Linked DNA regions of Homo sapiens: all the other regions are linked to region 2. Evidence: chromatin contacts called from ENCODE Hi-C data. All regions are on one chromosome and are shown on one strand. The core of a region is the stretch at or near the end of the contact, and the rest is flanking DNA. Distances in the headings are between cores, read along the strand shown.

Evidence for each region. A loop is a pair of places that touch in the nucleus more often than their neighbours do. Pooled maps may share reads with other maps.
Region 1: a map with no recorded cell type shows a loop between it and region 2 (4-fold over the local background). The contact joins two enhancer-like sites. A Hi-C loop is called at or near these places in 2 of 37 single-sample maps with no recorded cell type and 2 of 50 pooled maps.
Region 3: a loop to region 2 is called in a pooled map, with 2.5 times the contacts of the local background. The contact joins the promoter of CRTAP here to the enhancer-like site in region 2. A Hi-C loop is called at or near these places in 4 of 50 pooled maps.

The regions. Positions count from the first base shown.
Region 1 is chr3:32,435,105-32,438,336 of GRCh38, reverse strand. The region is part of intron 1 of CMTM7 (CKLF like MARVEL transmembrane domain containing 7); the gene reads right to left. Among named protein-coding and RNA genes, the nearest start is that of CMTM7, 45 kb to the right of the region's middle. RefSeq lists an enhancer at 1,041-1,722. Within about 2 kb of position 1,841, at least 5 of the 41 ENCODE cell types and tissues checked have a DNase peak (open chromatin) inside an H3K27ac peak, as active enhancers do.
Region 2 is chr3:36,891,863-36,895,121 of GRCh38, reverse strand. It overlaps TRANK1 (tetratricopeptide repeat and ankyrin repeat containing 1), which reads left to right. Exons shown (of 24, transcript NM_001329998.2): 6 at 2,138-2,221; 7 at 2,782-2,920. Among named protein-coding and RNA genes, the nearest start is that of TRANK1, 52 kb to the left of the region's middle. Within about 2 kb of position 1,926, at least 13 of the 41 ENCODE cell types and tissues checked have a DNase peak (open chromatin) inside an H3K27ac peak, as active enhancers do.
Region 3 is chr3:33,112,286-33,115,415 of GRCh38, reverse strand. It overlaps CRTAP (cartilage associated protein), which reads right to left and starts at 1,402. Exons shown (of 7, transcript NM_006371.5): 1 at 868-1,402. The coding sequence starts at 1,338. RefSeq lists an enhancer at 1-691 and silencers at 643-832, 1,273-1,572.

The DNA.
Region 1 (3,232 bases), core at 592-3,091, 4.5 Mb after region 2:
ACCATATAAGAAACCTACACAAGTACCCCTGAACTTAATATACAAGTTAAAAAAGAAAGCAAAGGTGAAGTGGAAGAAAGAACAAGACAATAGTGGGGAAAAGGCGCTGGGGTGTTTATCCCTGCCCTCCTCCCGCCAGCTCCAACCCTCTCAGGTGTCTTCGTGTTCCCAGTTAGAAAAGCAAATGCACAAACACGCCTGAATTCAGAGAGGACTGGAGGTAGGGGTTCTGACTTCAGGACGGAGTGAAGCAGCTGGGAGGCTCCTGGAAGACAGATGTTTCTGTGTAGAGTAACTTCAAAGTGATGCTGTCCAAAGGGTTCACTTGCCTCTTAAGGTGCCTTCTAGCTCCTCTCGTAACGGTTTGTTCTTTTATATTGAACTGTCATAAAAATAAAATATCTAACATAAATGTCCAGGGGTTTATTTTATTTATTTTATTTTTTTGAGATGGAGTCTCACTCTGTCGCTAGGCAGGAGTGCAGTGGCAACATCTCAGCTCACTGCAACCTCCACCTCCCTGGTTCAAGGGATTCTCCTACCTCAGCCTCACAAGTAGCTGGGATTACATGTATGCGCCACCATGCCCAGCTAATTTTTGTATTTTTAGTAGAGACAGGGTTTCACCATGTTGGCCAGGAGAGTCTCGATCTCCTGACCTTGCGATCTGCATGCCTTGGCCTCCCAAAGTGTCGAGAGTACAGGCGTGAGCCACCGCGCCCGGCCTATTTTTTTCTTTTGAGACAGAGTCTCACTCTGTCACCCAGGCTGGAGTGCAGTGGCGCTATCCCCACTCACTGCAACCTCTGCCTTCTGGGTTCAAGCGATTCTCCTGCCTCAGCTTCCTGAGTAGCTGGGACTACAGGTGTGCACCACCACGGCCGGCTAATTTTTATATTTTTAGTAGAGACAGGGTTTCACCATATTGGTCAGGCTGGTCTCGAACTCCTGACCTCAAGTGATCCACCCGTCTCAGCCTCCCAAAGTGCTGGGATTACAGGTGTGAGCCACGGTGCCCAGCCATGTCCAGGGGTTTAAAAGTAACACTGCAAGAGCCCTCAACTCAAAGCAAGGGTCCCACAGACCAGCCATGATACCACAGAATCACTGGAATTAGAATTCCAGATAAGAAACATCACTCCCTGGAACCTGTGTCCTTTCTGACTCCATTCTGTCAGAATTCTTACTAGAAAGAAGACATGATTTTTTGGAAGGAGCAGAGGGTTTAAATTTCACAAGAGATGAAGGAAGCTGACATGATCTGAGAAAAGTGATGGTCCCCTGAGGACTCTGGAACCAAACTAGTCTGGTTGCAGCTTGAGTGTACACCCGCAACCAGCCAGGTGCCAGAAAGTTTGCCCAGGTTCTCAGCCTGGCTGAGCATCCTTCCAGAAAGAAATGAGATTTTGAGGTCTACGATGAAAAATCTCTACAGAAAACTCAAGAGGCAGTTTTCAAGAGACGTCGGCTTCTGATTGGGCTGGGGAGGTGTCTGGTGGTCTCAGGACCCTGTCTCCTGCCACCCATGCTTGGGAACATTTCCTCAGCAGACCTGAGCCCTCGTGCCTCTGCCAAGTCTGGTCCACTGAGTGTGCCTGTGTCTGGCTAAAGATGGCACCAGACACCTTTCCTTTTGGAAGCCCTGGACTGGATGCTGGTAGGTCACCCAACCCCACTGTCCCTGCATCTGACCTTGGAATGATACTTCAGTGAGAGAAAGCAGGAGCAGGAGAAGTAACTGATGAAAGCTAACATCAAAAGCCTCAGACCCAACTCTAAGAGGCTTTCCAGGAAATCCCCAGGAGATGAAAGCCAGGCTTGTTCAGAAAGTCAGAGATGCAGATGAGGATGCAGTGCCTGGAACCTGCATTTGTAAATGTTAGTGGGCCCATAAATGACTGCTTGGCAGTGGCAGACAGGAAGAGGAATGTGGTATGCTCCCAACTTTGGCTGAATTTTGCACTGAGTGTAAGGAGATTCACCCGTGCCTCCCTGTTAAAGTCACCATCATCTAATAGCCTTTGTGCAATCTCATTGACACCCACTGGCTGAGAAACCTGCCCCATGGCTTCCTCTAGGTCCTGTCTCACTCACCAACATCAGAATCTTGCTCCAGAGTCCTGCCCATGCTCCTATTCCCCCCAGCACATAGTTTTGTTTTGTATCTATAAATGAAAATGCCATAGAAACCCAAGGGAGGGAGAATAATCTAGGAAATATGTCCGGGGTCCTGAGCTCCAGGCCTTGGGCAGCTCAATGATGCACCACTGGTTTCTGAATGTAACTGCACAGCAGAGTCACCTGTTTGCAGCATACCGAAAACCAGATTCTATGTTTGTCCATGCTGGGGGTAATTCTGGAAGGACACATAGGAAGCTGGTAACAGCACTTGCCTCTGGGGAGGGGAAGTGATATTTAGTAGTTTTAAAATCCACTTGTTTTGTTTTCTTATATTGTAAGAATCACATATTAAGTTTCAAAAAAGCAGTTTTAAAATGATACATCTTAGAGATCTTTAATGTCATACAAATATAATTTTACCTTTTTCTTTTCATTGGCTATATAGTATTCCCCAGTATGGCAGTGGCTTTATTTAACCCAGGGTTTCTCAACCTTGGCATTACTGACATTCGGGGCTGGATAATTCTTTGTTGTAGGTGGCTGTCCTATAGGTGGTCTTATCACAGCATCCTGGCCTTTACCTACGAGATGCCAGCCTTTACCCACTGCCCACTTACAACAACCAAAAATGTCTCTAGACATTGCTGTAGGTCCCCTGGGGGGCAAAATTGCCTCTGGTGGAGAATGACCTACTTAATCTTTTATTGGTGGGCATTCAGCACATCTCCAGTTTTTCATTAATACAAACAGCGCTGCAAAGAATTAGATGTACTTCTTTGTATCTGTATGAATATTTCTTTCTTTTTTCTTTTGAGATGGAGTCTCTCCCAGTCGCCCAGGCTGGAGTGCAGTGGCACAAGCTCCGCTCACTGCAAGCTCTGCCTGCCGGGTTCACACCATTCTCCTGCCTCAGCCTCCCGTGTAGCTGGGACTACAAGCATGCACCACCACGCCCGGCTAATTTTTTTGTATTTGTAGTAGAGATGGGGTTTCACCGTGTTGGCCAGGATGGTCTCGATCTCCTGACCTCGTGATCCACCCGCCTCGGCCTCCCAAAGTGTTGAGATTACAGGCGTGAGCCACCGTGCCTGGTCTCTGTATGAATATTTCT
Region 2 (3,259 bases), core at 677-3,176:
AATCCCCCACTTACTATTTTGGGCTAATTACTTCCCCTTTGAGTCTTATTTCCTCATTTGTAAGTTGCATTATATAAACCTATTTCTTCAGAGTTTTGGTGAGATCAGAAATAATGGACAAGAGCACCTATCAGGTAATGTTTGTGGAAGGTTTACAGTGCCAGGCATTGAGCTGAGGGGTTTTATAATACCTGGCATATTCTAAGTGCCCAGTGAATAGTAGTCGTCATTGGTGATAGGCTATAAGTGCTCATGAGAATGGGCTGGCCAAGCTACGAATTTGGTTAGAACAGCCCTCCTGGGCTTTCAAAAGCTGGGCAGTCCAGAAAAGTCACCAAAAACAAGGGCAACCTATTAAGGACTCCTGATCCTAGCAGGTTGGATGACTTTAGAATAGAGAATTCTTAAATTTTGGGCAAGGTAATGGATTCTGTTGGAAATCGAATGAAATCTGTGGGGCTCTCTTGTCATGCACTGACAATTATGTGTATAGTTTCAGGGGGTTCATGGGAAACCTCCTGGAGTCCAGCCATGGGCTCCCTGAAGCTTACCCCTGTATTAAAAAATCTTGGGAGGGCAGGCAGCAGGGTTGAGGAAGGCAGACTGAACTCTTGGGGAACCAGTAGTCAGAAATCCAGGGTCCCATTAAAAGACATTTGAGATATTTTCTCCTGGGATAAGGTAGCTGGCCTAAGAGATTTATAAGGATCCTTCCAGCTTTATTTTTTAAAAAGTTTTGAAATTCTGTGATTCCAAGTGCTAGGGTAGATCTGTGAGCAGGAGGCCTTAGGCCTCATTAGCAGGAAGATAGTTTAATTTACTGCACTCAGGGAAAGAACCTTGTCCTCTCTTCCCAGTGTGGGGTGGATATGAATAGAGCTCCATGGCCTAGGCAGAGAATGAGAGAATGGGAGACAGGCAACTCCTAATAGATTATTATCCCAGCCAGTCAAGGGAGGGCCCAGGAATCCAGCCCAAGTGGCAGGTCCAACATCCTACCTGCAGTGAGGCTCTGGTAATTCCCAAATACTGCAGACAGAAGCATCTTTTAAAAGGCCAGCAATCTGCCCACTAGAATGCTGAACTTATCATGTGGGGTTGAGTGTGGGCAGCGAGGCTTGTTTAGGGCAAAAAGTTAAGAATGGGCATCACAGAGGTTGCAGTGAGCTGAGATTGCACCACTGCACTCTAGCCAGGGCAACAAGAGTGAGACTCTGTCTCAAAAAAAAAAAAAGAATGGGTATCAATCTGAAAGAAACTAGAAGTGAGATGTGGCCATGGGCTCAGTTCCTGTGGTCCTAAGTCCACTGGCAAAAGCCATACATGAGAGAGGCTGGAGCTGAGACTGGGTCTCCAGTCATGGTCATAACAGAGCCGGGAATTCTTAGATCTGTTAGCATACCTGAATGATCTCAGTAGGGGCTTCTCAAGATGTGCTGTGAGACCTGTGAAAACTGGCTTAACTTCTCTGGGATTTAGTCTCTTCAGCAACTTTAGATAGGGTCAGTAGTTTAACAACTGGGTCTCTGAAAAGAAAAGGTCCCGATTTGTAGCATTTGCTAACTTTGGTAGTATAAATACTCTCACCATGGCCAATTTCCAGCTACTAATATGACATACAAGACTTGGAGTTAGGAGGAGATGTGCATCATCAACTCAGTAGCTGATAGGAGCCGGCTGCAGCACACCATTGACAGGGTCTAATGGGCTCCAAGTACTTGGGGCTTTTAAAACGCTGATGTGAGGAATAATTGATTGGGATGGGATATTTCTAAAGGATTTGAGTCTTCCACTTGCTAAGCCTTAAGAACTTGGCAGGGAATTACTCTTTTTTTTTTGTAATCTCATTGCAACTATGCTGTGAAATGCTACATGACATCATCTGCTCCTGTCCTCAGCAGGCTTTGAGGAAGTGTGGAGGGGCCTTAGTCCTCAGCAGGAACAGGAAGTTGGCTAGACAGAGACTTTAATTGTCACAGCAAATAGCTGAAAAACTTGGCAAGCACTTTAAAAAAAGACAAGGCTAGAGAGTGGTTTTTTTTTATTTGCTTGTTTTAAAGCTTAAAATAACTTTTTTGCTTTAATAACCTATGTGGAGAACATTATTATTCCAGCCTTTTCTGTCTTCTCCCACCAGTCATTTCTGCTTCTGTCAGCAAAAAAAGACCGATTACCAAGAAATATTCATGTCCCAGAGTTATCACTGAAAAGTCTCTTTGAGGTAAGGTGATATATATATCTATATATATCTATATATATATATATATATGTTTTGTTTTGTTTTGTTTTGTTTTGAGACTGAGTCTCGCCCTTTCGCCCAGGCTGGAGTGCAGTGGCATGATAGCTCACTGTAACCTCCTCCTCCTGGGTTGAAGCAATTCTCCCTGCCTCAGCCTCCCGAATAGCTGGGATTACAGGCGCCTACCACAGTGCCCGGCTAATTGTTGTATTTTTTGGTAAAGATGGGGTTTCGCCATGTTGGCCTGGCTGGTCTTGAACTCCTGACCTCAGGTGATCGGCCACCTTGGCCTCCCAAAGTGCTGGGATTATAGGCGTGAATCACTGCGCCTCGCAAGGCGATTTCTTGAAACATACACTTCCTTGTGTCTTGTACTTTCTCCTTCAGCTGCCTTACCACAAATTTGTTATTTATAATAATCCTAGGCTTGGACCACAGCTAATCCAAGTTTTACTGATTCCATACTTTATGGGTAAAGGAGTTTGAAGCTTCATATTGATTAGTGACTTCCATAATTTGTCCTGTGTGTTTTTTTTCCCCAGAAATACGTTTTCATTGGACTTTATGAGAAGATGGAACAAGTGCCCAAGTTAGTCCAGTGGCTCATCTCCATTGGTGCAAGTGTTGAGACTATAGGACCGTATCCCCTTCATGCCCTCATGCGACTCTGTATCCAAGCCAGTGAGTCTTCTCCCAGTTTTCCACCCTCCAAGCTGCCCTTCTAGCCTAGTTCTGGAACTCTGTTGAGCTCAAGTGAAACTAGAATTAAGCCACTTGAATGCAGACCATTTGAATATTCAAATGATCTGATTATTCAAATGAATGAAGCAGCAGGAAAATAGTATCATTTTTATCTTTCCTGGCACCTAGTAGCTGCAGGAGGTCCAAACGGAAAGGATTCTGTGACTCTAGGCAGATCCTGGCAGGAGGATGGAGCCCTGGGACCCATGGAAGGGACTTAGGACAGACAGCTGTTGCTGGGCAACACTCCCAGGAGACCTGCAGAGTTTCCTCCTTCCG
Region 3 (3,130 bases), core at 153-2,652, 3.8 Mb after region 2:
AAAAGGAGGCAGTGAACTGTGTTAAATTCTAGATGAAAGAGAGAAACAGCGGAGAGGGCCAATCCTGATGACTCACGGTGCACGAGTTCCCCTTTAAGCAGGGATGTGTCCTTGCAAGGAGTCCCTGCCCTTCCCTGGCCTCAATTTCATCCTCTTTAAAAGGAACTAGTCAGCTGGGTGCAATGGCTCACGACTGTAATCCCAGAACTCTGGGAGGCGAGGTGGGAGGATCACTTGAGTCCGGGAGTTCGAGATCAGCCTGGGCAACGTGGCGAAACTCTGTCTCTACAGAAAATACCAAAAAATTAGCTAGGTGTGGTGGCGCGCGCCTATAATCCCAGCTACTCAGGAGGCTGAGGTGGAGGATCACCTGAGCCTGAGGAGGTCAAGGCTGCAGTGAGCCATGATAGCGCCTCTGCACTCCAGCCTGGGCGACTGTGAGACCCTGTCTCAACAAAAAATAAAAATAAAAGGTACTTGTCGGCTCCTCAGGTCTTCTGCTTTATTATCGCAAGTCACCGCTCACTTGAGAAAAAAGGCGACTTTAATGGTATATACAGAAAAGAGGCGTCTGCCCTCAAATAACAGAGAACATTTATCAGGCACTTTGTTGGGTGCCTGGCGCTGTACTGCGTTCTGTGTACGTATTCTCTACCTTAGAGTTACCCTTCAAGAAAGGCATTTTCATCTCTAGTTGAGATGAAGAAGGAGACAGGACTTGGAGGAGACCTTTGGCAGGGCTGGATGGGAGGGAGCCAGGTCTAGAACTGGAGGGGCAACGCGGCCCCGGGCGCAGGGGCGGGGCTAGGGCCTGGAGGCTGGGTCAGGGGCGGGGCCGGGGCCTGGGACGGGGCGAGGCGGACTTGCCTTGAAGTAAGCGAACTGCAGGAACTTGTAGGGCTCGCGGCGCTGGAAGTCCGCCAGCACCTCGCGGCTGGGCTGGGACTGGCGGAAGGCTGGCAGGCCCTGCTTGCAGCGCTTGAGGCAGTGCGCGCGGCGCAGCAGGCCCCCGAAGAGGCGCAGCTCGGGATAGCTGGCGAGGCCGGCGGCGGGCTCGGGCTGCGGCGCGGCGCTGCAGTTGCGGTGGCAGAAGGCCTCGCTGTCGCGCAGCAAGCGGTGCAGCCGCAGGCTGATCTCCAGGTAGCCCACGCTCTCGGCCCAGTGCTCGCCGCTGTACTTGTCCAGCGCGTGCCGGTAGGCCGACTCGAGCGGCATCAGCTCGTCCCGTGGGAAGCTGCGGAAGCTGTAGCGTTCGTATTGGGCGCGCCCGGCGCGCAGCGCGCAGGCCACGCACAGCAGCGCTAGCAGCGCCGCGGCCCCCCGGCGCCCCGGCTCCATCGCGCCCGGCGAAAGGAAGGAAGGAAGGGACGAAGGAAGGGAAAAGGGGAGGGAGAAGGAAAGGAAAGAGGACGGTGCGACGCGGCGGGCCCAGTGCTTTCGGGGCGGGGACGCCAGCCTCCGGCCCGCCCCGTCCGGCCGCCCCTCCCCACCCAGCCGGGGGATCTGGGCGCCAGCTGCCAGCACCTAGAGGGTGCCCGGGAAAGGCGCGCTGCGCACTGGTTCACGCAGGCTGATGCGCATGATGGGACTCTGCCGCTCATTCACTTGGAGACCCGCCTGCAAGGCCGACGCGGCCCTAATAGATTATATACATCGGCCCTACGGTCTATATAATCTACGATCTTTATATTCGTTTGGAGGTTTGTGAAAACGAAGATTCCTGGGCTGTGCCCCCAGAGTTTCTGATTCAGAAAGTCTGGGGTGGAGGTCTGACGATTTGTGTGTTTAACCAGCACCCTGATGAGGCTAATGCTGCGGGCCCAAGGGCCGCACTTTTAATAGCACTGCCCAACCTTAAATTTTAGTGAGAGAAAAAGACAGTGCAAAAATAAAATTAATAAGGATGTCAGCACTTTGTAAACTGTATAGCTAGTCAGGTTGAAGATGTGCACACCTTATGAATCTGCAACACCATTCGGTGGAATATGCTGGAGAAGCTTGCGCGTGTGCATCAAAAAATATGGATGGAATGTTAATGGCAGCACTTTTAAAAAATCTTTAAACTTTTAAATCTTGAAATAATTTACAAGAAAGCTGCAAAAACAGTACAAAAAGTTCCTATATACCCTTCATCAAGATTCACAAGTTGCTAACGTTATACCACATTTCTATCTTTACATTTTTTTCTGACTCATTTGAGATAGGTTGCATGTATCAGGCCCACTGTCCGTTAGTCTTTTTTTTTTCTTTTTTTTTTTCCTTTTTTTTTTTTTGAGACGGAGTCTCGCCCTGTCACCCAGGCTGGAGTGCAGTGGCGCGATCTCGGCTCACTGCAACCTCCGCCTCCCGGGTTCAAGCAATTCTCCCTGCCTTAGCCTCCCGAGTAGCTGGGATCATAGGCACACACCACCATACCTGGCTAATTTTTCTATTTTTTACTAGAGATGAGGTTTTGCCATGTTGGCCAGGCTGTTCTTGAACTCCTGACCTTAGGTGATCTACCTGCCTCTGCCTCCCAAAGTGCTGGGATTACAGGCGTGAGCCACCGTGCCCAACCCCTTAGTCTTTCAGTATGTATGTCCTAAGAATGAAACTACCAGACAATCAAATTTAGGAAATTTAATACTGATAGAAGACTTTAATCATGTTCCATTTCCGGTTATGTCAGCTGTTCCAATTATGTCTTTCATGGCACTTTTTTCTCTTAGGATGCAGTCCATCCGTGATCACTGTTACATCTAGTCTATTTCATATCCTTTAAACTGGTTCCTCGGCTTTTCTTGTCATGCCGTTGTCATTTTTGAAAAATATAGGCCAAAACAGCAATGAGATACCACTACAAAATCCAAAACACTGACAACGTCACATGCTGACAAGGATGTGGAGCAACAGGAACTCTCATTCATTGATAGTGGCAATGCAAAATGGTACATACAGTTTAGAAGACAGTTGGGCCGTTTCTTACAAAACTAGGCATACTCTACTCATACAATCCAGAAATTGCACTTCTTGGTATTTACCCAAATGGGTTAAAACTTATGCACACACCTGCGAATGGATGTTTGTAGCAACTTTATTCACAATTACCATAACTTGGAATCAACCAAGATGTCCTTCAGTGGGTAAGTGG